2 separate regions of the Homo sapiens genome follow, and region 2 is linked to region 1. Evidence: chromatin loops called from intact Hi-C (ENCODE). Cell type or tissue: heart left ventricle. All regions are shown on one strand. Each heading gives the region's core, and the rest is flanking DNA. Links, peaks and the distances in the headings are about the cores only. Region 1 overlaps ASCC1 (activating signal cointegrator 1 complex subunit 1). Region 2 overlaps ANAPC16 (anaphase promoting complex subunit 16).

Region 1 (4,000 bases), core at 1-4,000:
AAATTAAAAGATTCTTATATATAAAATAGAAAAGGTACAAATTCATCTCCCTTTTACATGGCTTATATTTTCCAGGATTTCTAAGTGTCTAAAGAAATGGCACTTTTACACTATCCTCTGACTTTAGACCTATAGTACTTTCCATTCTTTCCCAAATATATCACTGTGCCTTTATTTGTACCATATCACCTTCTCTGATGAGTACAACCTAGGGCTCTAATGCCTCCTCTTCACTCTGCAGTCAGAAGCTATGCTTTTGAACAGTTAACATTGTACCCCTGGTTCAATCTGCTGAGAGCACAATCTTGGAATACTGATTCTATTGCTTAAGACCCCAAACAGACTGTCATTACCTCTCTCCCCAGAAGCTGGCAATTAATGACCATTTTACTTCTAGCTAGTGAGGGAGCATTTACTTCCAGGCAGTGTGTCTTTAGGTCAGCATGATTTCTCCAATTATAAATTTATCACTGCCTATGGCTAAACAAACAACATCTTTTTTTTTTTTTTTTTTTTTGCTATCTCTTAGATTAGAAATGGATACTCTCTGAGGGGACACCATCCCATTAATTTGGCCTAGGTCTTCTTCACTCATGCATCCTCCTTTTGGAGCTATCTGGCACTTTTCCATAAAAAACCACCATAACCAAATATGTTTGTTCTTTTTCAGGTTTGAATAACACAGGAGAATGATTCTAGTTGTCAGTTCTTAATTCAAAGTCTTTCTTAGGGCAAGACTTTCTTATTTTTAACTAGGAATAACCAGACACTAGTATATTACAGCTGCAACAACTCTCAAAAAAGCTGTACAAAAGAAAAATGTGGCTTCCATCTGCAACAGTCATTAAAGATTTCTTTTTTCTTACTAAGGCTCCCAGAACACATATTATACCAAGCCAAAAGAACCAATTTTCTTCATGGAGTAGAATAGCAATTGGCTGTTACTCATTAAATTCTTACAGCAATGAGCAATGACTTTCTTTCTTGTTTTGTTTCTCTTTGAATAGTAGATGAAGTTGATTTTTTTTTTCTAAGGCTGCCTCCCATCACCAGCATTCCTGATCCTTGGCCTATGCAGCTGTTAATATGCTGCACACGTATGCCTGGGCTCCTTAACAACCAATACAGTTAACCTTTCTGTTTACTCCAAGTCAGTTCCTATCTTGTTAGTGAAATTGATTTTTTTTCTTTCTAAGCATAATAATTTCATATCATACAAAAACTATATATATGAAGTTCACTGGTTTTCTAAATCCTGTTTTTATTTTAAGGGCTTCAGGAGCCATGGATTCTCATGTTTTAATTGAGAAAGACGTGTCCATTCATGGTAATGCCAAAAGGTGGGTGGACTATGGCTACTTCACAAGCATATTTAACTGCCTCTGTGTTGGGGGTGGGAGGTAACTGTTGGAGCCCACATTTACTTTTATTTTAAAAAAGAAGCTAATTCTCTTGATTGAACATAGGTGAAAGATTATTTTTCTGGAACTAGTGATTAAGGAGTAAAATATTAAATACTATACTAAAGGATACGTCATCATAACTATCTGTGGTCAAAGGCACTTGTCCATAACTCACCCCATGGTTTTTATATTCTAATTGTCTATTAACTATCTGTACCCCTCACGGACTGGAAGCTCCTAGAAGGCAGGGATTGTATCATAATGACTGTTTCATCTTTAAGGCACATAGTCTGGCAGATGGTATATAGTCAATAAGTATTTCTGTTAGTGTTGATATTATATTCGATACAAAAATCTAATTATTAACTAGCTACGGTTTTAGACTAATTGGCACACTCACTGCCCCACCATTAATGAAACAAGCTTTAATTGGCCATTATCCCAGATCAGGCAGATATGCCCAACTTCAAATATCTAATGGTCTCTACCTAAACACTGGGCATCTTTACGGGAGGCAGCAGAAAATAATGCTCAATTTGTGAGTTTTGAGTCTTTCTTTTCTGATTCAGATTCTGCTACTAACTAGCGGTACCTCTGGCAAGTCACTTTACCTTAGTAGATTTCATGTCAGAGATTAAAGTGGGGAATTGGACTAAATGGTCTCCAAGAACCTAGCTAGGTCCAGCTCTAAAAGTGATTGGGCTTGAATTAATAAGGGTATTACTGATATAGCAAGTCCTTGTCAACACCAGAGGGAGCTACATTCATATCATCACTGGGGTGGTTCAGAAGATTTCAGGGAAAAGCAGTTAAATTGAAAACTTACTTTCCAGAATGAGAGAAATTCTATAGCAAGGTAAGAGCTCCACACTGCTCATACGGCCACCCAACAGGCTCTCTGCCATCACCCCACTCTTACAGATGTCAAAGCACCTCACACCTGACTTGTACCAACACACAAGGCTTCAGTTTTAATTCCATGAAAACCCAGTTGGCTTTGAGCCATTCCTAAAGATTTCTTTCCCCATTCAGTCTATTTTCTTTCTTAACCAAATTAACAACAACAAAAAGCAAAGTAATTCATTGTGATACTGGAAAATCCCCAAAGAAGGGAGATAAAGGAGGAGAAAGATTCATATCACACCGAAGCTGTAGCCTGGAAAAAACAGTAAAGTTAACTACAACTGAATTCATTAGCAGCCTGCCACTCAAACCCAAAGCTACCTCAAAAACAAGAAAACTACTCAAAAAGAGAAAACATATCAAGGAAAGGAAGGACTCAGCATAGCTCTGCAATGCAGGTGCGGGAATGCCTGAGACGATGGCTGACACTGCCCTATTGGGCTCCATGGTAAGCAGTCACAGCTGCTGAAGAGTGATGTCATTAATTAAAGCAATGGGGTCACATTAGGCATTTGGCAAAAAAACTGTAAAGAGACAACATAAGGGAATGGAGGGTGGAATAGGGAAGAAAAAGTAAAAGCATTTCTAAAGCTAAAGCCTATTCTGACGTTATCATATACTCCCTCCTCCACCTCAGCAAAACACCCATAGCCTTGAAAATGACCTAAACCCTTACAGAGCAAGTGAAAAGAAGAAATGAAAACCTCTCCATTAGTATCAACTTATGTTTCTCTTTGTCCAGAGGAACAATGGCATGCTAACCTGATGGAGAAGGCATAAATCATGAATATTACAGAAGGGTAGTCTGTTAGAGAAAGACAAATGTAATCCTGAAGAACCCCTTTACTTACATTTCATAGATTAATTCAACACTCAGAAAGGCAAAGCTTCAATGGTCAAAAATGGACCATCTACTTTTTAGGACATAGGCTGTTCCTGAGTAAAAATGGCTTATAAAGCCACTGCAGAGATTGACTTTGTGGGTAAAGAGAAAAATCTACTAAAACAAGACAAATAATTATTTTCCACTTAAAAAAAATGCAAGCTCAAACCTCATAAGTACAGAGTAAAACTTAGGTTGAAATCAACTTATTTCTATGAATCCAAGTGGTTGGAATACCTAAGGGTTTCTTTTTTTTTTTTTTTCCTAAGTGTTTCTTATATCACCAATTTCAGGCAGGGTGCAGAGGCTCACACCTGTTATTCCAGCACTTTGGGAGACAGAGGTGGCAGGACCACTTGAGCCCAGGAGGTCAAGGCTCCAGTGAGCAGTGTTTGCACCACTGCACTCCAGCGTGAGCAACAGAGCGAGACACTGTCTCAGATAAACAAATAAACAAACAAACCACCAATTTCAAATACTCTAGAAGTGCCAAAGCCTTAAGAGGACCAGCTACTTTTCCTCTCTTTCCCTTTAGATAATTAAAAAAAAAAAGTATGAGAAAAAGTATGAAGAAGTATGAAGAAATATACGGAGAACTACTTGTTTTCCTGCCTTATTTAGGACATGTGCCAAAGGATTTCCAATTCACTCTGCTTCATACTGACCTTTAAAATATTTCGGCCATCAAATGATTCTCTTTCCTTGAAGATATATTTGCCTTCCGCTGTGTAGAGATTGTACCTGCCTTCAGCTGTAAATATTCCAAAGATAATGTTAGAAGCTTAGATTGATTGGTTGTTTTCTCTTGGAT
Region 2 (10,382 bases), core at 3,205-7,204, 100 kb after region 1:
CGTGGTGGCACGCGCCTGTAGTCCCAGCTACTCAGGAGGTTGAGGCAGGAGAATCGCTTGAACCTGGGAGGCAGAGGTTGCAGTGAGCAGAGATCGCGCCACTGCACTCCAGCCTGCCAACAGAGCGAGACTCCGTAAATAAATACATACATACATACCAGACTGAGCAACATAGCAAGACCTTGTCTCTATTTAAAAAAAAAAAAAAAAGGAAAGAGGCCAGGCGCAGTGGCTCATGCCTGTAATCCCAGCACTTTGGGAGGCCAAGGCAGGCAAATCACCTGAGGTCAGGAGTTTGAGACCAGCATGGCCAACGTGGTGAAACCCCGTGCCTACTAAAAATACAAAAATTAGCTGGGCATGGTGGCTCATGCCTGTAATTCCAGCTACTCAGGAGGCTGAGACAGGAGAATCGCTTGAACCTAGGAGACGGAGGTTGCGGTGAGCCGATATCATGCCACTGCACTCTAGCGTGGGCGACAAGAGCGAGACTCCGTCTCAAAAAATTAAAAAAGGAAAGAAAGAAAATACCATATACACTTTTTAGAATTTTTGTTAAAGTCGTGTAAGCTTCTGTGGCAAAGGGAGGGTTTTGTTTTGAACTTTTGTAAGGTGTCATGTATTCAGTACAGTTTTCTCGTTAACATTTGCATTTTTTGGTATGAAATAGGATTAAACACTCACAGGTAGGTGCTCTGTTCATAATAGGCCATGGTTTCCAAGATTGTTTCCTGAACTTTTTGTTCCAGTTTTGGGATGCCACCAAGTGATAAGTTTGGGTATTACATTTAGATGAAAAGGTTAATTTTTTTTTTTTTTTTTTTTTTTTTTTGAGAGTCCCGCTCTGTCGCCCAGGCTCACTGCAACCTCCGCCTCCCGGGTTCAAATGATTCTCTTGCCTCAGCCTCCTGAGTAGCTGGGATGAGAGGCGTCCACCACCACGCCCTGCTAAATTTTTTTGTATTTTTAGTAGAGACAGAGTTTCGCCATGTTGGCCAGGCTGGTCTTGAACTCCTGGCCTCAGGTGACCTATCCGTCTCGGCCTCCCAAAGTGCTGGAATTACAGGCGTGAGCCACCGTGCCTGGCCAAAAGGTTAATTTTTAATGAGAAAGCCAATATGTATTTCCTAACTAGTTCCCCTTCCCTGGGAACAGAACACAGTGTTATTCTGGAATGTTATTTGGAAAATATTATAATTTATTGTTGTGGCTTGATCAGGATGTATCCAAGAAAAACTGTCCTATGAAGTGTGATGCTTTTATCCTCGTATAACTTATTTCCTCTGTCAAATTTCTGCCTTGGCACTGCCATATCACCCCTTCATAACTCATAAATCACCCACAGTCAATCTTAGTTGACATAAACAGTTCGCTAATGGTAGGAATTCATGTTTTAAGTAGATATACTATTCTTAAGCATATTTTCAGTTCAAAACCTGACTGATATTTTGGCCTGAGACATCAATAAAATATTGTGAAAGTAGAGAGCATAGAAAAAAGGGGAGCTAACTCTTTACAAAACTGTATGCTGGCCCTTACAGCAGCTAGAATGAAATGTTGTCACTCTCACTTCCATAAACTTGCCAATTGCTGTTTTTCTTTCTCTGTAGTGAAGTAAGAACTCTGCTAGAGAGGAAATGGCTGCTTCATCATCATCCTCCTCAGCTGGTGGGGTCAGTGGAAGTTCTGTCACTGGATCTGGTTTCAGTGTCTCAGACCTTGCCCCACCACGGAAAGCCCTTTTCACCTACCCCAAAGGAGCTGGAGAGATGTTAGAAGGTGATCTCATGCTGCTTTCTGAATAATTGGATTCAGATCTGCAATGCATATTAATTGTAAAGAAGCTATTAAGTGGATTAAAGATGAGTTTGCCCTGATTTCAGCTCCACATTTCATTTCTTGTCCCCATCTCAAAATAGTATCTTTAAAAACAAGTCTTGCTCCAGAATCAGAATTTTGGAGCTGAAAAGGACTTTGGAAATCAATGAAGTCATCTAGAGTTATTTAGATCCAGAAAAGTTAAGTGATTTGACCAGGTTAAAGGCAGAGTCAGGGCTGGGCACGGTGGCTCACTCCTGTTATCCCAGCACTTTGGGAGACTGAGGCAGGTGGATCACTTGAGGCCAAGAGTTTGAGAGCAGCCTGGCCAACATGGTGAAACCCCATTTCTACTAAAAATACAAAAATTAGCCGGGCATGGTGGTAGGCGCCTGTAATCCCGGCTACTGGGGAGGCTGAGGCAGGAGAATCACTTGAACCTGGGAGGTAGAAGTTGCCATGTGCCGAGATCTCGCCACTGCACTCCAGCCTGGGTGACAGAATGAGACTCTGTCTCAAAAAAAAAAAAAAACGCAGAGGCAGCACTGAATCCAGGAATTCTCTTGACCTCCTACTCCAGTTTGCTTTATCCTGGCACCTGTCTACCTCCCATGGTAGTAGGTTTGATGTATTTTTTTCTAGGGTGATTAATCTACGGATAGATTCACCCTGTCAGAAAGGTTCTAAGAGGGAATAAAAGCTAATACATTGCCCTTTTGTGTGAACATGACTCCTGACCCACTGCAGCATGATGCCGTGTGGTTCTTATAGCACCAAAGCCAGATTTGCATCAAATCATTCACCATCTTGTTCAGCATCATTGGCTGACTGGCTGGCCAAGATCAGGGTACAGGCTGTAAGCATGTCATTTGAAGAGCAAAGAGGTTACTTAAAATGCACATTTCTGGCCAGGCACTGTAGCTCATGCCTGTAATTCTAGCACTTTGGGAGGCCAAGGCGGGTGGATCACCTGAGGTCAGGAGTTCGAGACCAGCCTGCCCAACATGGTGAAACCCCATCTCTACTAAAAATACAAAAACTAGCTGGGCATGGTGGCGATGTCTGTAATCCCAGCTAATCGGGAGGCTGAGGCAGGAGAATCACTTGAACCCAGAAGGCAGAGGTTTTAGTGAGCCAATATTGTGCCACTGCACTCCAGCCTGGGTGACAGAGCAAGACTCTGTCTCAAAAATATATATAAATAAATAAATAAAATGCATATTTCTGGGCCCACCTTAGAGTTTCTGAATTAGTCTAGGGTGTAGCTCAGGAGTCCATTTTTTACCAGCATCCAGGCCCTTCTCATGAAGGCAGTCTTCCATATTTTGAAAAACATTGGGACCAGGAGTGGTGGCTCAAACCTAAAATTTCAGCATTTTGGGAAGCCAAGGCATGAGGATTGTTTGAGCCCAGGAGTTCAAGGTTGCATTGAGCCATGATCATGCCATGGCACTCCAGCCTGGGTGACAGAATGAGACTCTGTCTCAAAAAATAGTAATAATAAATTTTTAAAAAGCACTGGGAGGCCAGGCGCAGTAACTCACGCCTGTAATCCCAGCACTTCTGGAGGCCAAGGCAGGCAGATCACAAGGTCAGGAGATTGAGACCATCTTGGCTAACATGGTGAAACCCCGTCTCTACTAAAAATACAAAAAAATTAGCTGGATGTGGTGGCGCATGCCTGTAGTCCAGCTACTCAGGAGGCTGAGGCAGGAGAATCACTTGAATCTGGGAGGCAGAGGTTGCGGTGAGCAGATATCATGCCACTGTACTCCAGGCTGGTGACAGAGCAAGACTCTGTCTCAAAAAAAAAAAGCAAAAAAAAAGCTTTGGGGAATAACCTATTAAGGATTCAAAATTTACTTGATTCTAGTATTTTAGTGCTTAATTATATATTGATCTTTTTTCCTTTAAGTGTTGCAATTTTTTTTTTTTTTTGAGACAGAGTCTCGCTCTGTTGCCCAGGCTGTAGTGCAGTGGCTCGATCTTGGCTCACTACAACCTCTGCCTCCCGGGTTCAAGTGATTCTCCTGCCCCAGCCTCCCAAGCAGCTGGGATTACAGGTGCCCACCACCACACCTGGCTAATTTTTTTAATATTTTTAATAGAGGCAGGGTTTCGCCATGTTGCCCAGGCTGAGCTTGAACTCCTGACCTCAAATGATCTGCCCACCTCAGCCTCCCAAAGTGCTATGATTACAGGCATGAACCACCGCACCTGGCCTTAATATTTCAAATTTACACAACTATATTTTAAAACTAATCTAGGAATATCTGTGAGAAAGATACAAACTATAGGCCAGGCATAGTGACTCACACCTGTAATCCCAGCACTTTGGGAGGCTGAGGCAGGCAGATTGCTTGAACCCAGGAGTTTGAGACCAGCCTGGGCAACATGACGAAATCCTGTCTCTAGAAAAAATAGAAAATTAGCTGGGTGTGGTGGCACGTGGCTGTAGTCCCAGCTACTTAGGAAGGTGAGGTGGGAGGTTCACCTGAGCCTGGGAGGTGGAGGCTGCAGTGAGCTGTGATCGCATCACTGCATTCGAGCCTGGGTGATGGAGACCTTGTCTCAAAAAAAAAAAAAGAAAAGAAAAGATACAAACTATAGTTGGCCTTGGGGGTGATGAATAATCAGAAATAATAAAAAGAGTTACGGGTTAAGCCCAAAATCATTTGTGACAGGAAACCACGGGGGGACTCTGGGACCATAGAGCTCCCTAGGATTGGTTTGGGTTATGACTAGTGGTGAGGTAGATGACCAGGTAGCATATGTAATTAGTGATACATGTACTTCTCTCTTTGCCTTTTTATTTTCTTTAATTGTGTTAACTAAATACTCAAGTTAGTATCACTGAGTCTGGTTAGAAGTAGTGAACAATTGGGGCCCTGTTACCATATTTGGTGCTAAAACTATATTATGACTTCATTTATATGCAGCAAAGACCTAGTATTAAGGAAGTTTCCCACAAAACAAATCAAAAATGGGAGACACTTAAATTGCTTAATGAGTTTTATAGCAGCAGAAGAATCCATATTCAACAATGGAGCTCTAAGATTAAAGTCATTTAAATTCTAGCTATAAGAGGAATTTAATACAGGAGGTACCTCCACAGTCTCAAAGCTATCAGCATTCTTTGTCAGTATACATCAAATTATGTGGAGATATTGAAGAAGAAAGGCTTCTGAGATTAGTCTGAATGTTGATGTTCTAACGAGTTATAGATCTATCCATTTTTATTCCATCTCAATATGCTTCATGGAGAAATGTGTTGTGTTTCTGTTGTAGGATACATTTATATTAAGTATAAATACACAGTGCACAGTTTTGATTGTGTTTCTTACATTTCAAGTTTTACCAATAATCTTAAATCTTAAAAAGATTAAGATAATCTTTAAAAATCTAAAATCTTAAGAATATAAAGAGTATTACACTTAAAGACTGAAAAATAATGTAGAGATGGCAACCCCTAAACCCATTTAATATTCTTGGTCAAATCAAGAATATTAAATTGAGAAGAGTACTCTGAAATGTAAGGATGTTGGATTTGGAAGCATTTTCTACCATGTTTATAGGTGATACTATTCTATTATACAATAAATCTAACACACATGTACCTGACCAATAATAGTTTAATAGAATATGAAAATAGAGGCCGGGCACGGTGCCTCACGCCTGTAATCCCAGCACTTTGGGAGGCCGAGGTGGGCGGATCACCTGAGGTCAGGAGTTCGAGACCAGCCTGACCAATATGGTGAAACCCCACCTCTACTAAAAATACAAAAAAAAAAAAAAAAAGGCATCGTGGTGTGTGCCTATAGTCCCAGCTACTCAGGAGGCTGAGAGAATTGCTTGAACCCAGGAGGCGGAGGTTGCAGTGAGCCGAGATCATGCCACTGCCCCCCAGCCTGGGCGACAGAGCGAGACTTGGTTTAAAAAAAAAAAAAAAGGATATGAAAATAGAGCAGGAAGGGTTGCCTGTCAAGAGTAAGGAACAAAAGCAGTTAGGAATCAAGGATGGATGCTGTTTTTAATCTCAAAAGGTTCAACTTGATGTTACATCCTTGTGAGTCTAGGATAGTAAACCCAAATCACCTGTAGTTAACCTTGTGAATTAACTTTTTTGTGCCTCTGCTCTCTGATAACAGACACCTCACATAAGCAGCATACAGCAGTTTGCAGCATTCTCCTGCCCTTGGCCAAAATTGTCCTCACCCAGTTATTACTGAGCACATTAGAAACTGCCTTCCAGCCCATCAGTGGCTGTATTTTAGAGACATTGTAGCCACTGAAGTATAAATTATCTGGCATTGTCTAATTGCCTACTGTGAGGTAATATTCTTTTTAATGTATTTGTTACCATCCTTATTTATTGGAGTTGGCTATGGTGTTAGATTTGGGTAATTTACTAAACTTTTCCCTGTTTATGACCTGTGCTTGTCCCTGACAAGGAAAGCTGATGTATTGCTACCTGCTGTGTTACAAAGGGTTTGATTACAGTTTCTAAATGGAAGAGATTGCCCCCAGCTGACTCCGTTCTGGAGCAATTCCAGGCTTTAGACTGGTACTGATACCACATCTAATAGGATGTGGCTAAGAAGCAATTGGACTTGGACGTTAATAGGGAGCTGCAAATCAGCAAAAGTGTGTTCCACAGGCATATAGTGTGGTGGAGTGAAATGCAGAGGTTCCTTTTTGAAAGTTTAGCTTATATCCTTTTGCTTTGAAGTTCATTACCAAGGAAAATATGCAAATATCACAACTTAACTATTTTATCCTAATGGTGCCTGTGATTAAATGCAAGTGAGAGGTGGCACTTTCAGGAGCTTCCATATACATCTTGGCCTGATCCTTATAGCCTATAATTCCCACTGCCTTGTGTGTAATCCTAAAGTTCAGGATCAAACCATCTGGGAGGTAAACTCTAATTGTCTATGCTTTCCTCTTTCTAAAATAAAATATGAGTTATAATTGGACTTTTTAAGCAAGAATATGAATAGGATAATGACTGCTGACATTCAAACCCCTTTTTTTTTTGAGACTGAGTTTGAATTTACAGAATGTAACACTGTCTCTGAAGAATACAAAAAGTATACATCCCAATAATTATACTTTCATTTTTTTCTTTTTCTCTTTTTTTTTTTTTTTTGATCACTTTGAAGATGATATTGGAAGGATGCCCTCTTGGTTATATATTCAAGCTCTTTGGATACAGTATCTATAGTTGTTTTTTTTTTTAATTGGTTATTGTGACTTCTGAAATAAGGTTTCCTTTGTGTGAAACTCAGCATGAGGCCAGAATGTGTTAGTCCTGTCTGCTTGCCATGTAATACCTGGCCAACACAACAACCCATGATTGATGGGTGAATGCTTGAGGCCTAGTAGTGCTAACGTGAAGTACTGCCTGAAAAAGGACAGCTGTGTCCTCTCTCCCCGTTTGTTTTAGGATTTTCGCAATAAGGTACATCCCCCAAATGGTTTCTGCTACCTTTTTAAAAATCAAATGTTTCTACGTGAGCTGTAAATTTTTGAGAATATGTTTTGCTGTATCAGCCCTTGCCTGACAAGGAATAACATGAACTAGCTTATGTTTCATGATCATCTTCCAAGTGCTGTGGCAACTGAGTTGGCCACTTCTTGTTGGCAGTTCTTGGCACCAGTACAATTCTAGGTTCTGAACTTGCACCATACTCTTATCGTCATCCAAATTGCAGTGTTTTGGTTCAGTTGGAAAATCAAGGTTACAGTTTGCGTTCACAGAATGAAATTTCCCAGCAGTGTTCTGTGATTGTCAGAGTGATGTAATTTGATATATTAAAAATCAACAATTTTTTCCTCAGCTTTGTTTTTTAGACTGAAAATGATTTGGAGTTTTGGTGAACCTTTATATTTTGACACTACAGGAGCCAGCCACAAGGCCAAATGTGTCAGCTGCCAGTGTTTGCTTGACATACAGGAGAACATTAAGGAACTCTCAGGTTGGGAGGAGGGAAGTGTTGACCAGGACATCAGACGGAGGTTTCTTGTTTTTGTTTTTTTAAACACTATTTTTAAACTCTTAAGTAGAGGGACTATTTTAATATTCTAGGTATAGAATAAATAGCTTTTATAACAGTCTTAGTTCTAAATGAAGCAGAACCCGTCTTTGTAAACACTGAGAACTAGACCCTGAATGTACAAGCAGGGAAAAGAATAGACAAGTTTACTTGGTTTATCAGAAGCCATAAAACCTTTAGAGCAGATTAAAACCTTTTCTCCTTTTGTTTGTAGATGGCTCTGAGAGATTCCTCTGCGAATCTGTTTTTAGCTATCAAGTGGCATCCACGCTTAAACAGGTGAAACATGGTAAGCACATGAGTGTTGCGTACTTGACTGTGAGAATAAATTTGCTAGGGGGTGGATGAGGCTGTGACAAAAATCCCCAAACTCAGCAAGGCTATTTTAGTGGACTTCCTAAATTAAAGAACATTCTAGGTCTTAATCTAGTCATAATGTCCACATTGAGGCTTAAGGTTGGGGCCGAGTGCAGTGGCTCACGTTTGTAATCCCAGCACTTTGGGAGGCTGAGGCGGGTGGATCACTTGAGGTCAGGAGTTTGAGACCAGCCTGGCCAACATGGTGAAACTGCATCTCTACAAAGAAAAAATTAGTCAGGCATGGTGGCGCATACCTGTAGTCCCAGCTACTTGGGAGGCTGAGGTGGGAAGATCACTTGAGCCCGGGAGGTTGAGGCTGCAATGAGCCGGAATCACAGCACTGCACTCTAGCCTGTGCAACAGAGACCCTGTCTGAAAAACAAAAAAAGTTGGTCCTCCAGGGAGTCAGTGCTTCCTGCTCCTCTTGTGTTACTTTTTCCTCTCCTGTCTGAAACCTCCTTTTACTGTTGTCCTCCACTGGTTACCATCATCATCTTCAAGTATTTGTACGATACCTCCTGGTCTGTCTATACTCTAACATCCTGATAACACTTTTTCTGTTACATTAGGCCTCACCAGGCCTTCATTTCTGCATCAACAAACTGTGTTCCCCCTCCAGACCATTTCTCCATTGAAACTTTATGTAGGGGGAAAAGCTGTAATTGCCTCTAACCCTAGGATTTTAGTCCACAAATCACTATGGCATAGAGGATGAGTACTTTTTTTAGGAACAGAGCACATCCAGGCCGGGTGCAGTAGCTCATGCCTCTAATCCCAGCACGTTGGGAGGCTGAAGCAGGAAGACTGCTTGAGCCCAGGAGTTCAAGACTGACCTGGGCAACATGGTGAAACCCCATATCTAAAAAAAGAAAATACAAAAATTAGTGGAGAATGGTGGTGCATGCCTGTGGTCCCAGCTACGTGGGAGGCTGAGTTGGGACGATCGCTTCAGCCCAGGAGGCATACTCCAGCCTTGGTGACAGAGTGAGACCCTGTCTCTGGAAAAAAATAGGGCACATCCTGAAAATGTGATCATTTTATTTTAAAATGACTTTTATTTTTTGAGACGGAGTCTCTCACTGTCACCCGGGCTGGAGTGCAATGGCATGATCGCGGCTCACTGCAACCTTTGCCTCCTGGGTTCAAGTGATTCTCCTTCCTCAGCCTCACAAATAGCTGGGACTACAGGTGCACGCCACCACGCCCAGCTAATTTTTGTATTTTTAGTAGAGATGGGGTTTCACCATGTTGGCCAGGATGGTCTTGATCTCTTGACCTTGTGATCCGCCTGCCTTGGCATCCCAAAGTGCTTGGATTACAGGCATGAGCCACTGCGCCCAGCCTTTCTTCTTTTAACATTAGAAGAAACTTCCAACTTAAAAAAAAAAAAATAGGCCGGGCACGGTGGCTCATGCCTATAATCCCAACAATTTGGGAGGCTGACACGGGCGGATCACCTGAGGTCGGGAGTTCGAGACTGGCCTGACCAACATGGAGAAACCCCATCTCTACTAAAAATACAAAATTAGCCAGGCATGGTGGCATATGCCTGTAATTCCAGCTACTCGGGAGGCTGAGGCAGCAGAATCGCTTGGACCCAGGAGACAGAGGTTGCAGTGAGCTGAGATCACACCATTGCACTCCAGCCTGGGCAATAAGGGTGAAACTCTGTCTCAAAAAAAAAAAAAAAAAAAAAAAAAAATTAAGCTTCTGACCAGCATAGAATAAGACCCCATTATGAGAATTTTGAGGGTCGGGCACAGTGGCTCACGTCTGTAATCCCAGCACTTTGGGAGGCTGAGGCAGGCAGATCACCTGAGGTCAGGAGTTCGAGACTAGCCTGGCCAACATGGTGAAACCCCATCTCTACAAAAATAAAAAACTTAGCTGGGCACGATGGCGGGTGCCTGTAGTCCCAGCTACTCAGGAGGCTGAGGCGGGAGAATCACTTGAACCCACGAGGCAGAGGTTTCAGTGAGCCGAGATCGCGCCATTGCACTGCAGCCTGGGCAACAAAGCAAGACTCCATTCCCCACCCCCACCCCACCCCCCAAAAAAAGAGAGAGAATCTTGAGGAGAAAAAAAAATCCATCTAGAAATTTTTTTTTTTTGAGACGGATTCTCACTCTGTCACCAGGCTGGAATGCA

The links. A loop is a pair of places that touch in the nucleus more often than their neighbours do. Peaks named below come from ENCODE experiments on the same cell type or tissue, not always from the same donor. Only the 100,000 strongest peaks of a DNase experiment are listed, where the experiment ranks them.
Region 2: it touches region 1 in a loop (2.7-fold over the local background); 58 of 110 quality-filtered maps call a loop at or near these places.

Annotation. Positions count from the first base shown.
Region 1 is chr10:72,124,228-72,128,227 of GRCh38, forward strand. It overlaps ASCC1 (activating signal cointegrator 1 complex subunit 1), which reads right to left. Exons shown (of 10, transcript NM_001198800.3): 9 at 3,855-3,940. Among named protein-coding and RNA genes, the nearest start is that of SPOCK2, 38 kb to the left of the region's middle. In heart left ventricle, for the core only: a CTCF peak has its summit at 2,157 (motif pointing right); no DNase peak of the experiment used is centred there; H3K27ac peaks cover 1,107 bases.
Region 2 is chr10:72,222,278-72,232,659 of GRCh38, forward strand. It overlaps ANAPC16 (anaphase promoting complex subunit 16), which reads left to right. Exons shown (of 4, transcript NM_173473.4): 2 at 1,611-1,779; 3 at 8,089-8,163. The coding sequence starts at 1,638. Among named protein-coding and RNA genes, the nearest start is that of ASCC1, 11 kb to the left of the region's middle. In heart left ventricle, for the core only: no CTCF peak of the experiment used is centred there; no DNase peak of the experiment used is centred there.